Regions from separate parts of the Homo sapiens genome. Here all the other regions are linked to region 3. A link is a contact called in ENCODE Hi-C or POLR2A ChIA-PET data. All regions are on one chromosome and are shown on one strand. The core of a region is the stretch at or near the end of the contact, and the rest is flanking DNA. Distances in the headings are between cores, read along the strand shown.

What was found. A loop is a pair of places that touch in the nucleus more often than their neighbours do. ChIA-PET counts read pairs that join two places held with the same protein, here RNA polymerase II (POLR2A). Pooled maps may share reads with other maps.
Region 1: a loop to region 3 is called in a map of endothelial cell of umbilical vein, with 5 times the contacts of the local background. The contact joins the promoter of SLC2A9 here to the enhancer-like site in region 3. A Hi-C loop is called at or near these places in 13 of 168 maps with a recorded cell type or tissue (B cell, CD4-positive, alpha-beta T cell, CD4-positive, alpha-beta memory T cell and 7 more), 16 of 37 single-sample maps with no recorded cell type and 23 of 50 pooled maps.
Region 2: a loop to region 3 is called in a map of endothelial cell of umbilical vein, with 11 times the contacts of the local background. The contact joins two enhancer-like sites. A Hi-C loop is called at or near these places in 4 of 168 maps with a recorded cell type or tissue (CD8-positive, alpha-beta T cell, endothelial cell of umbilical vein and naive thymus-derived CD4-positive, alpha-beta T cell) and 7 of 50 pooled maps. POLR2A ChIA-PET finds 5 or more read pairs at or near these places in 2 of 52 experiments (activated CD4-positive, alpha-beta T cell and activated T-cell).

Annotation. Positions count from the first base shown.
Region 1 is chr4:10,019,808-10,024,190 of GRCh38, reverse strand. SLC2A9 (solute carrier family 2 member 9) reads left to right here and starts at 2,694. Exons shown (of 12, transcript NM_020041.3): 1 at 2,694-2,911. The coding sequence starts at 2,762. RefSeq lists an enhancer at 2,713-3,212.
Region 2 is chr4:10,091,511-10,095,682 of GRCh38, reverse strand. All of the region lies in intron 5 of WDR1 (WD repeat domain 1), which reads left to right. Among named protein-coding and RNA genes, the nearest start is that of MIR3138, 15 kb to the right of the region's middle. RefSeq lists enhancers at 1-55, 633-1,403, 3,718-4,172. Within about 2 kb of position 1,747, at least 22 of the 41 ENCODE cell types and tissues checked have a DNase peak (open chromatin) inside an H3K27ac peak, as active enhancers do; they include endothelial cell of umbilical vein, where a contact is called at or near this core.
Region 3 is chr4:10,526,719-10,531,338 of GRCh38, reverse strand. CLNK (cytokine dependent hematopoietic cell linker) reads left to right here. Exons shown (of 19, transcript NM_052964.4): 13 at 3,245-3,263. LOC105374482 (a long non-coding RNA gene) reads right to left here. Exons shown (of 3, transcript XR_925387.4): 3 at 1,154-1,209. Among named protein-coding and RNA genes, the nearest start is that of ZNF518B, 72 kb to the right of the region's middle. Within about 2 kb of position 1,903, at least 4 of the 41 ENCODE cell types and tissues checked have a DNase peak (open chromatin) inside an H3K27ac peak, as active enhancers do; they include HCT116 and endothelial cell of umbilical vein, where a contact is called at or near this core.

The DNA of each region.
Region 1 (4,383 bases), core at 1,445-3,944, 510 kb after region 3:
GGGGAAGGCACACATGGAGCACAGAGGCAGCGAGAGGTTGGGGAGGCTGCTGGGAGGAGGTGGCGAGAGAGTTAAGTGCTGAAGGGTGAGCACAGTTCAGGGCAGTCAGAAGTGAGGGCCTGAGCAAGGTCAGGAGAACCTGAATGAGTAGGAGCTTCATAAAGACAGGCAAGTAATGACTGAATGAAGGAACCAGTGAGTGTCAGAGCAGGCAGAACGTGCCCCAGCCCAGAACATCTGGGGATGTTTGTCTTATGACTTCATCTGTGATAGGAGTCGCTTCCTTAGCAGTTGCCTGCAGTGCAGGGCCGATGGCCCTGTGGAATGGGGAACCAGCCCTCGCTTTGGAGGCAGGCTCCTCCATGCTCCCCCTGAACTTCAGTTGCCCCGAAATGTAGGTCTGATAGTTCCTCTGAGGACTAAACGATATCATGAAGGTGAACACACTTGGGAAAGCCCTGTGCACATGTAACATGAGCTGTGCACATGTAGTAGGAGCTGAAGGTGAGGCAAGTGCTGTGGCTACCAGGAACCCTGGTTAGCTACCATCTGGATCCGGGAGGGACCCATCTCCGCTCTTTTACTTTCTGTCCAGCTGTAGCTGCACATTCATGTCCACTGCCTAATTTCTGGTTCCTTTTGAGTTTTCAAACCCAACAGAGGACTACGAAGCAATTTTTAACGGGATGAGGGGACACCTGATCCAATTTGAGCTTTAGCAAAATCTGGTGAGGTCCCCACTGTTACAGATGAGGAAACAGGGAGGGTATAGAGAGGGGAGTCACAGCAATGGGATGAGGAGGGGTAAATGAGATGATGAAAATGCAGTCCCTATCAGGACAGCATAGGGGCAGAGGGGCCCTCCATGCACAGGGATGCAGCTGTCCCTGCCCCTCCTCTGCCCATCTCCTGTACTTCAGGCCCCAACCATGCTTCACTGACAATTTCACTTCCTCCCACACACTGCAGGCATCTGTGCCTGCAGGCCTTGGCTCCTTGTCCTCTCACCCCGTATCCTTCTCTGTCCGCTCAGAAGCCGCCTCTTCCAGCGGGGTCTCCAAGATCCAGCTGAGATTGATGTGGTGCCTCCTCCACACTGTCCTGGGGAATCCTCCGCCTTTTTAGGTCATGTTATAATTAAGGATTTGCACATCAGAATGCTGCTCTAGGCCCACCACTCAATGAGGAAACCAGGCTGCATAGCTGAAATCCAGTTCAAGAAACAGCCACTTCTCCCGGGGCATGCCTGACTGATTAACACACAGAAGGACGATTGCACTGAATGACTGGCGTGCTCAATACATCCCCAACCTAACTCCTGAGGGTGGTTTTCCTCTTTGGAAGTCTTGATTCCCCACTTGCTTTGAGCAGCCACATTCCCACCACCGTGCATGTCAGGGCCGGACGTTTCCACGTGCGTTTCACATTCCAGGTTCCTGGAATGTCTGCCGTACTCCACACCTTTTATTTTATTGTGTGCTTTTTACTAAACGTACTTTGCTAACTTTTCGATCTCTCTTTTGTGGACTGAGCCCTACCTTGCCTCCTGGACGTTCTGCATTCACCAAGCCTGTCCCTGGCTCTGGCCCAGACTCTGCACTGCTCTCTGCTTCTGGGAGCAAACTGTTCTAGCCAAAATTGAAGGTGCTTCTCTGGCGTCTGAGGCAACATGGCCATGTGATGAACTGATTCCCACAACCTCCTGGTGTGCATGAGGCCCTTGCCTTCTCAGTACTGTCCTTGAGCCAGCCTGGGGCTGGAATACAGGACATGTCCCCTCAGCCAGTGCTGAATGAGCAGGACAGAGTAACGACTAAGAGGCAAATTCTTTTTCTTCCAAACCCACAGCCCTCGCCTTTGTTCTAGGCTACAGGAGAGCCCACACTCATTTACAGCACGCCACTTGGGGCTGGCTGTTTTCTATTTGAGCTTCAGAATAAGTCTGCAGGACAGTCAGAGTGGGGTCAATATTCCATTTTGCAGTGGTAGAAGTTGCAGCTCAGAGAATAAAGTGACTTGCCTGAGGACACACAGTTAAAAAGTGGAGGAGTTGGCCAGACATGGTGGCTTACGCCTCTAATTCCAGCACTTTGGGAGGCTGAGGTGGGCAGATCACCTGAGGTAAGGAGGTCAAGACCAGCCTGGCCAACATGGTGAAACACAGTCTCTACTAAAAATACAAAAATCAGCCAGGCGTGGTGGCACACGCCTATAGTTCCAGCTACTTGGGAGGCTGAGGCAGGAGAATTGCTTGAACCCAGGTGCGGAGGTTGCAGTGAGCAGAGATTGCATCAGTGCACTCCAGCCCGGGCAACAGAGCAAGATTCGGTCAAAAAAAAAAAAAAAAAGTGGAAGAGTCAGGGGCAGAGCTGTATGCAGGCTTCTGAGTCAAAGTCAGCCACCTCTCCATTCTGTTCCAAGCATTAGGGAGGTATCCTAGGTTAATGGCAGTCACCCTGCTCCAGGCTTTGTTACCAGAGAAAAATAAAAAGATGCTAAGAAAAAAAAAAAAAATTCCACCCCCTGGGTGGCAATCCTGGAGAGGACAGATTTCCCTTTTTGGACTGTTTCATTGCTGTAATAACTTAGGAGCAGAGAAAAAAATGTTGCCCCGTTGCCTGTTCAGGCATGATCAAATTGCCACACTTCCTGTCAGGAACTCCCGCCCTCCTTCCAGTGGACTCTGCCTCCTCACTCACGGAAATGCCTTGGCAGAGTCTGGGGTCCCTGGACTGAGCCATCAGCTGGGTCACTGAGACCCATGGCAAGGAAACAAAATAGGAATTCCAAGGAACTGGGCCTAGTTCCCCTCACAGATGACACCAGCCACGCCGGGCCTCCAGGGCCAGGGAGGGCACTGCTGGAGTGTGACCACCTGAGGAGTGGGGTGCCAGGTGGAAGGAGAAGAAAGGTAACTACGGACAGCTTTTCTGCATGGCTGGCGGGCTGTGGGGAAGGCAGGCCTGGGTGGCAGCCGTGTGACAGTGCTCAGCCCCAGCCTGGCAGCGTGTAGCTGGGGGATCTGGGGCTTTGAGGCAGGGAGGCCTCAGTTTGAGTTGCACTTCTCCATCTGTGTGACTTTGGCATGCTCTCTCCAAGCCCCAGCTGACTGGGCCAACAGCGTCTCTGGTAGACTGGGTGTGTACATGGAATGAGGCTATGGTGGCAGGCTGCCCTGCCCCGCACTTGCATGGTGGTGTCCCTCTTCTCACCCTCCCCAGGGCATGGCACGGGCAGCAGCACCGTCGGTCAGTGGGCACCCTCTGCCCGTGCAGTGAGTGGGGAGCGGGTGGAGGGCACAGGCGGGCCACACAGGCAGGGGGCTCCGGGGAGCACAGCTGAGGCAGGAGAAGATGGCCCCCACCTGCCCTTCACCAGCCTCTGGCAGGGGCACTTCACACCAGGTGCTCCCAATCTGATGGGGTGCAGACCAGGGAGGAGTTTGTGTCCTCTAAGGTCATCGGGGCTGGGAGCAAAGAAGGCACAGAGCACAGAAACGATGCCCAGCACAGCCCAGGGGCTCAGAAGAAGTGGTATCTGTGCCGAGACTCAGAGGATAGGTTTAAAGAGAAAGAGTGATAGAGAACAGGCGTTTCATCTGAAATGTGATTCTGTTCCATCAGGGATCCCCATTCAGCTCAAGCTCCTCTCACTGCAGAAAAATATTCTGGTACTACATTTCAATTGGCAGCACCCATCCCCAAGGCTTATAAATGTTCCCTCTTGCCCCCGCATGTGATCAGCAGCCTCTACGGAGCACCTCCTCTGCAGCAGGCTCCTCAACAACATATGTGGCCAGTGCTGCTATTAAGATCCCATTTCACAGGTGGGCAAGCTGAGCCCCAGAAAAGTCAAGTCACTTGCTCAGACTCCTACAGCTGAGGGGACTGGCCCTGGAGGTAAAGCTGATATCACTTGGCTCAAAGCCCCAAAGCTCTATCTCGTGGCTGGTGGCACTAGAGGAGACAAACGAGACTGGCAGAGCAGGTAAGTGGCCATCAAGAGACCCGCATTCCCTTCCAGACGGGATTTGACTGATATGGGTCCCTGAACCATGGATCCATATGTCTTCTTCACTGTTGCACCCCCACAGCTTTGTCAGGGCCTGGCGCCTACAACACACACACACACACACACACACACACACACACTCACAAATATGTCAAATGATGGCAAAGAAGGTGCCTTCCGGAGCACCTGGCCCCTGTCCACTTGGCCTGTATTCCCTGACCAGCTGAGGACAGCCATCCCTCCTGCCCTGGCTCATGCCAGCTTGTCAGCCTTTGCCAGGGATCCAGGTGTTTCTGCCCTATGGCCCTGTACTGGTGGTGGCTGTCCTTAGATGGGGCTGCAGGGCAGGACAACACCAAGGCAGGCGCCCTG
Region 2 (4,172 bases), core at 498-2,997, 440 kb after region 3:
ACGCATAGGAAGGACAGGAAGGGTGCTCAGGGACCCCACACCTGCCCCCAAATACCTTCTGAGTTGCAGATACACTTTGGTGTGTATCTGCACTTAAGCCCTCCGGACCCCAGAGGAAAGCTGCGGTCGTGCTCTCCATGACCAACCCCAAGACAAAGGGAGCGCGTGCAGGCTGGGGGAAGTGAGAGGAGGTGTGAGTGCTAACATGAGGCCCAGCCACAGTCAGCTTTGAGGACATGGTGGGCTGAGCATCGCTGGGCTTCCTCCCGTATGTGGGCTCTTCTGATGTGGTCGGAAAGCCTGGGATGTGGAAGTTCTCAGGAATTAATTGAGCCTGTTATAGTAAAAGATTTTAAAACCATATGTGGGCATTTTTTATTTTAGAGGGAATTAAGTTCCACTTGCTGTGAAATCCACATAGCAGTGGTCTTTTTTCCCCAGATCTTTCATTCTGCAGCACATGACGGCTGAGTCTGGGCTGCCTTTGCCTCCGCACCAGCGCTCAGGCCTTGGTGGCCTTGCCTGCCGCCCCTCGCCTCCTGAGAATGAGCAGCTGTGGTGGCAACTCGGGCCTGTCTTCATCTGCGCCTTCTGCACCCACTCCCTGCAGAGGCCCCCTGTGGCCGGGACCAGGAAGCTGCCCTGAGCTTGGGGGTGCAGCGCTGGGGTGGCAGGTGCTTCCCTAGTTACCCAGGTGGGAGAGGGACTGGCGTATGACTGCGGAGGGACCAGCTGGGTCGTGTTGGAGCTGCTGCCTTGAAAAGGAACAAGGCATGTTCTGAAGGCGTTTCAGTACAAGCTGAAGCAGAACTCCATGATGCTGTGCCTGAGCTGAAATGCAAGCAGCATTCCCTGTGTGCCCCTCGTCCTGAGGGACCGTAGCCCAGCTTTGGTCTTCATTTGCCTGAATGAGGCTCCAGGAAGATGGGAGTGGAGGAACATTTGGCCTGGAATAAGCCTGGGTGCCGGCTCATTCCTACCCAGTGACATTGAAGACGCGGTAGGTGACCTGCGGAAGTAACTTCCGGGGTTACAGGAGAACGGTTCTGAAAGGAGACCCTGGGCACCGTGGTCTCGGGTCTCCAGCACTGGCATTTTGCGAACCCAGGGGTAGGTTCCCCTCAGAGGGTCTGACCGTGGCCTGAAAAAGGGAGGGTGGCGAGACCATCTCCCTGCCTTCCCCCATCTCACCCATGGGGATGTCTTCATGCCAGGCAGGCTCCTGGGATAGGTACTCCTGGATGGGTTTAAAGGCCCCACTGAGTTTCTCTCTGTTGTCTGCCTTCGCCATGCGCATTACTTGGGCCAGGTTCTTTGCCTCTCTGGCCATCCGCTTCCTCCGGTCGGGTGAGCAGTTGGTTTGGTGGTCTAGGATGACCACACGCCCCCTCTGGAGTGTGGCTCACAGCTGTGTGCATGTCCTAGGTCCCAGGAGTTGGTGGTGCACTGGATAGTTTGTGTCTAATGAAATGGTTACTTAGAGCAGCATGTCGTCCTGGGGGCTCAGCCTTATGATGCAGAACTGAGAACTCACTGCCAGATCTAACAAGCTGTGATTGTAGGTGGAAAAATGTTCAGCACGGAAGACTTCTGGCTTCCCTCACTGGGGTGCCACTGCTCCCTCTGTTCCATTGCCTCTGCCCTGCGGGGACCTCATACCTCACATAGTTCTCCCACTTGAGGCTGGAGCCAAGCAGGGCTGGAAACCTCAGCTGTGGCTGTTACCGGAAGTGCTGCCTTCCTGATAGATAAGGAAAATTTGAGCTCAAAACAGGCAAGGTTTCTGGTGGTTTTTCTTTTTCATATTTCCTCACTCAAGACAGGGCAGAGAGCAGATGTTTCAGCCCTTCTGGCATGTATGGTGGCTGCCTGGGCCATGCCCCTGTGATGGGCATGCAGGACCGCCTCCCTTGTCTTCAGCACGCGCCACCCCTCCTGTCGACTGGCCTTGCTCTTCACTGGGCTGATGGCTGACTCCTGAAAACTGGGGGCTGACAGCAGGGAGGGTGACCTGGCCCAGGTCACATGGCCAGTAGGTGCCCCAAGGACGGTTAGTTAGGATGAGCCTCTTGTCCCTTCATATGGTCCTTGTTCTCCAGGGAACATGGTGACTGAGCTGACCCGTCCCGGGTGACGGGAGAGGCAGTTGGGTGGGTAGCTCCTTCGTGCCCCTCAGCCCAACTAAGTGGACCGGGCTGCAGGGCTGCCCCAGGGCACTTTGCAGGGAAGTTTGCTGCGGGGGATGGGTGGGCTGAAGGATGGTCCAGAGCCAGCCTCGCAGGTCACGGTGTAAAGGTGTTTTGGGAACACCCATTGACCAAGGGTCGTGGAGGCCCGTGCTGGGCTTGTGTGGGGTGGGACTGGGCACAGGGGACCGAGAGCCTGTCCCCTTCTACCAGCTCATAGGCATGTGAACAGCCTAAGGGTGGGCTTGTGGTCCTCTTGTGTACAGGGTCAGCTGAGGCTGGGGGGAATGGGGTGGGCTCCCAGAGGGTTCCTGAGCTGACTAGGTAGGTAGTGAGCATGTGTGTGCTGGAGACAGGCCAGCTGGGGCCTGCAGCGCTCTGTCGCTCTGTGATGTTGACATGGGTGTGGTACTTAATTATGACCTCAGTGCTTCAAGCCTCGGTTTCCTCGGTGGTGAGAGGGAGCATATTGGTGGGAGGGAGTGAGGACTGTGGGGAGGGGGGCTCGTTGATACAGGTCAGTCTTGGCTATGTGTTGGCTGCAAGGGAGGACAGGCAGGAGTGTGGACCGGACACCGTCAGTTGTCCACCAGGGATGAGGCTGGACTGAGACTGCTGCAGCCCCGCTGGTTGGCTGGGGTGGGGCAGAGGCAGGGGGCCGGTGAGGGCAGCCTCAGGAAGCTGCTGCCCCTGAACTCCCCGGGAGGTTCCCCAATCCCTCTCCCTCTTTGTTCACTGGCCGGGCCTCCGTGTGGAAAGGGCTATTTTTAGCCCTCGCTTTTTTTGGTTAATGGGCTTTTCGCGGCTTCTCTCTTTGAAGGGGCTATTTCAGGAGCAGACATCAGTGTCTGCATTTGGACTCCTTGGCTCGAGGTGCAGGAAAAGGTGATGGGGATGAGCTACTCGAGGGGCATCTGTGTCCCTGGACTGTGCCGGGCCCCTCCCTTGCCCCTGCTGGGTTCTGGGGCCAGGGAGGGACACATGACACCACCCTGCCAGAGCCTGTGGGAGGCGTCGGCAGAGGTGAACCACAGACTTGGATTTGGGGTCCTGGGGTTTGCGCGAGCAGGAATGTCCTCGCTTCTGGGACCTGGAACTGGAGTAGGAATGTCCATGTTTTGACCTCAGGGAGCCACTGAAATGGGCACTTGTGACAGGTTGGAATTGAACAGTGGCTGATTAGTTTCCTCCATTTTGTAGCAAGAGCCATCAGCGTCCACTGTCCCACCCACTCATCTGGGCTTGGGTGATTCGGGCATTTGGGGTGAGCTCTTTTCTCTTAGTTCTTAACTCATTCGTCAGAAGGACCCAGGGGTCAGCCAGGCCCAGCCATCTCCCTGGCCCACTGCACTTCAAGGAAGCTCAGGCTGGCTTGGAGGAGCCAGTGCGAAGTCAGCGGCAAGGCGAGGCTGTGCTGGCCAAGGAAGCGGAGTTCGGCAGCGAGAGAACTCGATGTGCTGGTCAGAGGTCTAGGATTCGAGCTGTGGTTATGTCATGGTCAAGGTTGTGTGGCCTCATCTGGAAGGAGTAGTGGTGCATACACCCCTGTCCACCCCCCGCCCAACAGGGGGTCTAGAAGTGCTTTGCCTCAGGCCCTCCCACCACTGCCTTCACTGCAGCCGGCTCCTTCCTGCAGCTCTCTCGGGAACTGCCCTGTGAGGCCCTTTGACACAGGGAATGTGGACCCTATGGACTGACATGGACAAGGGACCGTGGGCCATGTTGACACAGATAGGAGGTGGACCCCATCGGCTAACCCCGACGGGAACAGGCCCTCAGTGCATGACGGCTCCCTCATGGTGGGTAACAGCAGAAGGGGGGATGCAAATGGGCCTGCGGAGTTAGGGATCTGACCTCTGGGATGACTCTGGGCTGGAGCACCCCCAGGCTTGCTGAGCAGCTGCCCAAGGCCCAGGAGCCAGCGCAGCTGAGACGAGAGCTCTGGACAGGAAACTGGAGACCAGATTCGTGCAGGTGATGTGGCTT
Region 3 (4,620 bases), core at 654-3,153:
TCAGTGGAGGCTAAATAAATGGCATAAAAGTCATGTGAGATAAACCTATAGTAGAGCCTTCCAAGGGTATTGACTCCCTTCAGTGCCCAAAGACAAAGTTCCCTACGAGGATAGTGGGGTCACCATGACTGATGAAGACTGTCCAACAACACAAGTGGCCTCACCTCACTCCCACTGGACTCTAAGGAATTTTGTTCTTGTCTTTGTGTTTGACCTATGCTCTTATCTATATAGTAGACGTGAATGTCTTTCCTTGCTTTCTTTTTCATTTGTTGGTTTTATGAGAATGTTAAAATCAAAAAGTCACATTTCCAGCTTGTCACTCAAACGAGACATTTATTACCCCTAATCTCCCTAATCCATAAGACAATCGTGCCAAGAAAGATAACATAGATAACTGCTTGACGAGAAGAACAGTTCTGGTTCCACTGAGGACTTCACCAGGCTCATGCTCTTCTGGGAGGGGTTGCACTTCCTTAGTGTCACCTGGAAGGAGCAGGCTGGGGTGATGCTCAGCTGCTGGGGGAACCCACACATCCAAGGTGCCTGAATACAGGACTCCGTCCCCTGCTTCCTGTAAGCTAGGCCTGGGTATCTCGAGTAGTAGTTGGGTGCTGCTCACGATGACGATGACCGCAAATCATAACCCTTTGGTCAGTCTGAGAGGACAGTAGGCCCTCCAATCACAAACAGGCAAAAAAGAATTGGGAGATGGGGGGTCAGCCTTAGATGGCAGGAAATGTGCAGAACTGTTTGTTTTCTTTGCAACTTTAGTTGGCATTCTGCTAGAAGTTGATATCATCTAAAGAACAAGAAGGTCTAGTGCAAAAACACATTCTTGCTCCTTATCTTTTGCCAAGACGCTTCCCCATTGTTTGTTTAGGCTGAGATTCAAGACCATTTCTTCATAACAAAAGCCCATCAGGGCAAGCTGTGCTTGTGCCTGCGCTCAGTGCTTGCTTGAACACTGTCTTGTGGACTAGAATCTTTTATGTGCTACCTCCCTCTGCTCAAATTCATATGGCATTTTATAGTTTTCACAGAAAGGAAAGACTCATTGTCTCATTTTGTACTCACAAAGCCCTAAGAGAAAAATGAAACCCCGGAGAGGTGGCAAACTTGGCCAGAGTCCTCACACCCAGCAGGAGATAGGGCCAGTCCTGGAAATCCCGAAGTCTAGGTGTCTTCCCCACCGCCGTGTCTCTCTGCCTTAAAAAAAATACAGAATTAGCTCTGAACTAAAATAACTAAAAAGAATACGGAAGGAAGGAATGAAAGGAGGGGGCAGAGAAGGTGAAAGAAAGGGAGGAAGGAAAAGGGAAGGAGGGAGGAAAAAGGAAAAGAAAAAAGGAAGGAGAAAGAGGGAGAGAGGTAATAAAAGAGATACTACTATTTAACTTGACTATGTTTATTTTCTAACAATAAAAAAGTTACAGAAGAAAAATGAGCAATTTCATGCTACTTTTCTAACTACATTTGATTTTAAATTCAGAGCCCTCAAACCAAAAGTTGGTTGGTCTCAATTAAATAAAACAACTGCTCCCCCAGATAGAGGGCTTCTCTGCACTGTTCTCATCTCCTCTTCCTCTCCCCTTTGACAAGCCTGAGAGCAATCACTGCATCCGATTGAGCACTTTGAACAGCCAGGTTCAAAGTCCTGGGGGAGACTCAGTAGGGATACTTTCAAACCACCCACTAGAATGGATTCATTACTCTTTTTACTTAGCCTATAGATTTTCTTTGATTTTCTGTCCATAATGAAATGTATGTCCTCTTTCCAGAATCCTAGGGAATGCCAAAGTCTTTGAAACAAAAAGCCTTCTCTGTTGGCTAGCTTCAGAGGGAGGCATACAATGCCTCTCTAAGCAATTTGTTGCCAAAAGTTTCTTATCTATGAAGCAACTATGAGTCAGGAGAGCTGGGCTCAGGGTTAGTTTAGCCTTCAGATGACTGCAGGAATCTAGGAGAATGGCATGACCCTTTGGGACCTCATCTGTAAACCAACTGTTTTTAACATTTAATGGACCTCACACTACTTTGAAAATTTGATGAAAGGTATAATAAACCTTTATCTCCCCAGAAAAAGAAAAAATATATGCACATACTTATAGAGAAAAAAATTTAGCTTTTCATTGCAGAAGGTTCATGGACCCCATCAGGCCATTCAATGATCTCTTTCATCCCCCTGGTTAAAGCAGTTCTTATCTAAATGATACCTGAGGTCTTCTTCAACTGATGCAATATATAAATGGACTTCATAAAATTATTTGCAGTTAAATAAATACTACAGCAAACACTGTATCTACTGTAATGCTTTTTGCTTCTTCAAGGGTAGAGTAGAATAGGGCCCAAAGATACAAGCCCAATAAGCATGAACATTTCCATAATGAAGGATGATCAAGAATTCTACCACCATAAGGAAGAAAGAGAAAGAAAATGTTTGGGAAGATAAATGGCTACATTTAAAAAGGATAATGTGAATATTTCCATGCTTATTTTTAAAAATAGAAATTTCAGAGCAAGTATAAAGAAAAAATTAACCGTAGCCTTATTGCTTAAGTACAACCTTTAATAGTTTATCATATCACTTCAAATCATTTTTTCTGCATACACACAAATATACATGGATATAAAATATAATTGCATAAAAATATATCATGGGTCCAGTTTTTATTCCAAACTTTTAATGTAACATGGGTGCCTACTTACAGTATAATCTTATTTCATTCTCTACATAAATACTTACAATGTCTTTATAATATTCCAATAAGTGAGTATAGCACCAAAATTAATTTTCAGTTATCTGGGCACATAGATTGTTTCCAGTGATTTAACTCTGTAAAAGTAATGATGCAATGAACATCTTTGTGCATAGAACTTGGCTCAGATTTCAGGTTGTATCTTAGAAAAGGAGTCTCATCAATGGAATTATTGAGATAAGAATAAGAGTATTTCTAAGGTTTTTGATAATTATGGTAAATTCCTTTCTAAAAGCGTAAAAGCAATTGATAGTCCCATCAGCCGACTGTGGACTTGTCTGTTCCTTCGCACATTGATTACAAAATTTTGATTTTTGTTTAGTTTTATGAAGAATTATTTGTAGATTTTTTTAAAACTACGAACTATGCTAACAAAAGTTTTACCAAAAGTCTGCCAACCAAATGCTCTAAAAACACACATGGTGTTATATTAAATTCTCTGTCATCAAGAGTCAGTAAATTTTATTTTTTTTAATTCAATACAGGTCCTTGAAGCAGAAAAAGGTGAATTGTTTACATTTGTTTTCTTACCCTAATACTAATAGACTAGGTTCTCTTTCTAGATCTACAGTGCTCATGGTTATTAAAAAGGATTGATTGTTTGGAAGCCTGGGATGGGGATGTATGTGTGTGAACGATGACGTGATCCTGATGCACACACATACATCCCCAGGACCTCAGAGTCCTCTAGTCTAAACAGGGTGATTTAAATCCAGGATAGGCCAGATGTCTTTCTTTAGCCATATGCTACTGTCCAAAAGGCATTACACTGTCACCCTCTGCCACTTTGGAAAGACATAACTAGTCCCCTGCTCCAAAAAAGCTCTTGGGATCTCTGCCTCTGATGTCACCCATGCACACACACGTGGCTCTTTCATGCACACACACACATACATGTACACACGTGCCCATACCTCTAAAGTGTTGGTGTCATTATGCAAGCATGCAATCCAACAGTCACTCATATCCTAAATGGCAGGATGCTAAGCAGGTAGTACTTTCATATTCACCTGTGAAATACTGTTCTCCATTCTTCTAGAATGATGAATTATGTCCAGAGCCAAAGGGCCTGCATCACAGCCCAAAGAGTTCACAAAAGACAGCATCGTTCAACAGAGCAACATTAGGTTAGGATTTCAGAGGCCTGCCACCAAATCACTGAGTGGTTTTGGTCAAGTTGTATTTCATTTGTGAGGCTCAGGTCTGCTCTTCTCTGCATATTGACAAAGCTAAACTTGAAGTGAGGCCTAACTTGGGTTTATGGATTCCCCATGGGTCCCTGATGGAGGAGTAGGAGTTGTTGGCAGGCCTAAATAATTCAAAAACCTAACTGAAACCATGCCCTTTCCGACAATACAGCTCAACCTCCTAACTAAAATGTTCAGGTACTGTTTCATCAGGCAACACAACAATGATTATTAACACAACAATGTGGCATTGTTCAGCTCAAGAGGGGCAGATACTCTGGGTCGCTATTGATGACATGAAATGATTTTATGGGATGCATGATTCATGGACCAGTCACTGACTCACATTTCAAGTAATCACGGTCCTTCGATCAAAGGTATCCAGTTTGTGATGAACCTTGGGCAGAGTACAGAGCAACAAGCACAATTAAAACATGTTGGTGCCTGTATGCACCCTTAGCTTTATTACTTACGGTCACAGCTGGGAGAGTGTTTTATGAGATTTTATATCATAGTATTATGATGTGCCCTTGGCAATTCTGGATGGCTAGTTAAATCTATCTGTGATGAAAAGAAAATAAAAAGCAGGAACATAAATTGCATATGTAATTACTAAATAACTCCAGATTGTATGGTTGGCAGAACTTTTAAAAACTTGATGATCGAGGGGGGAA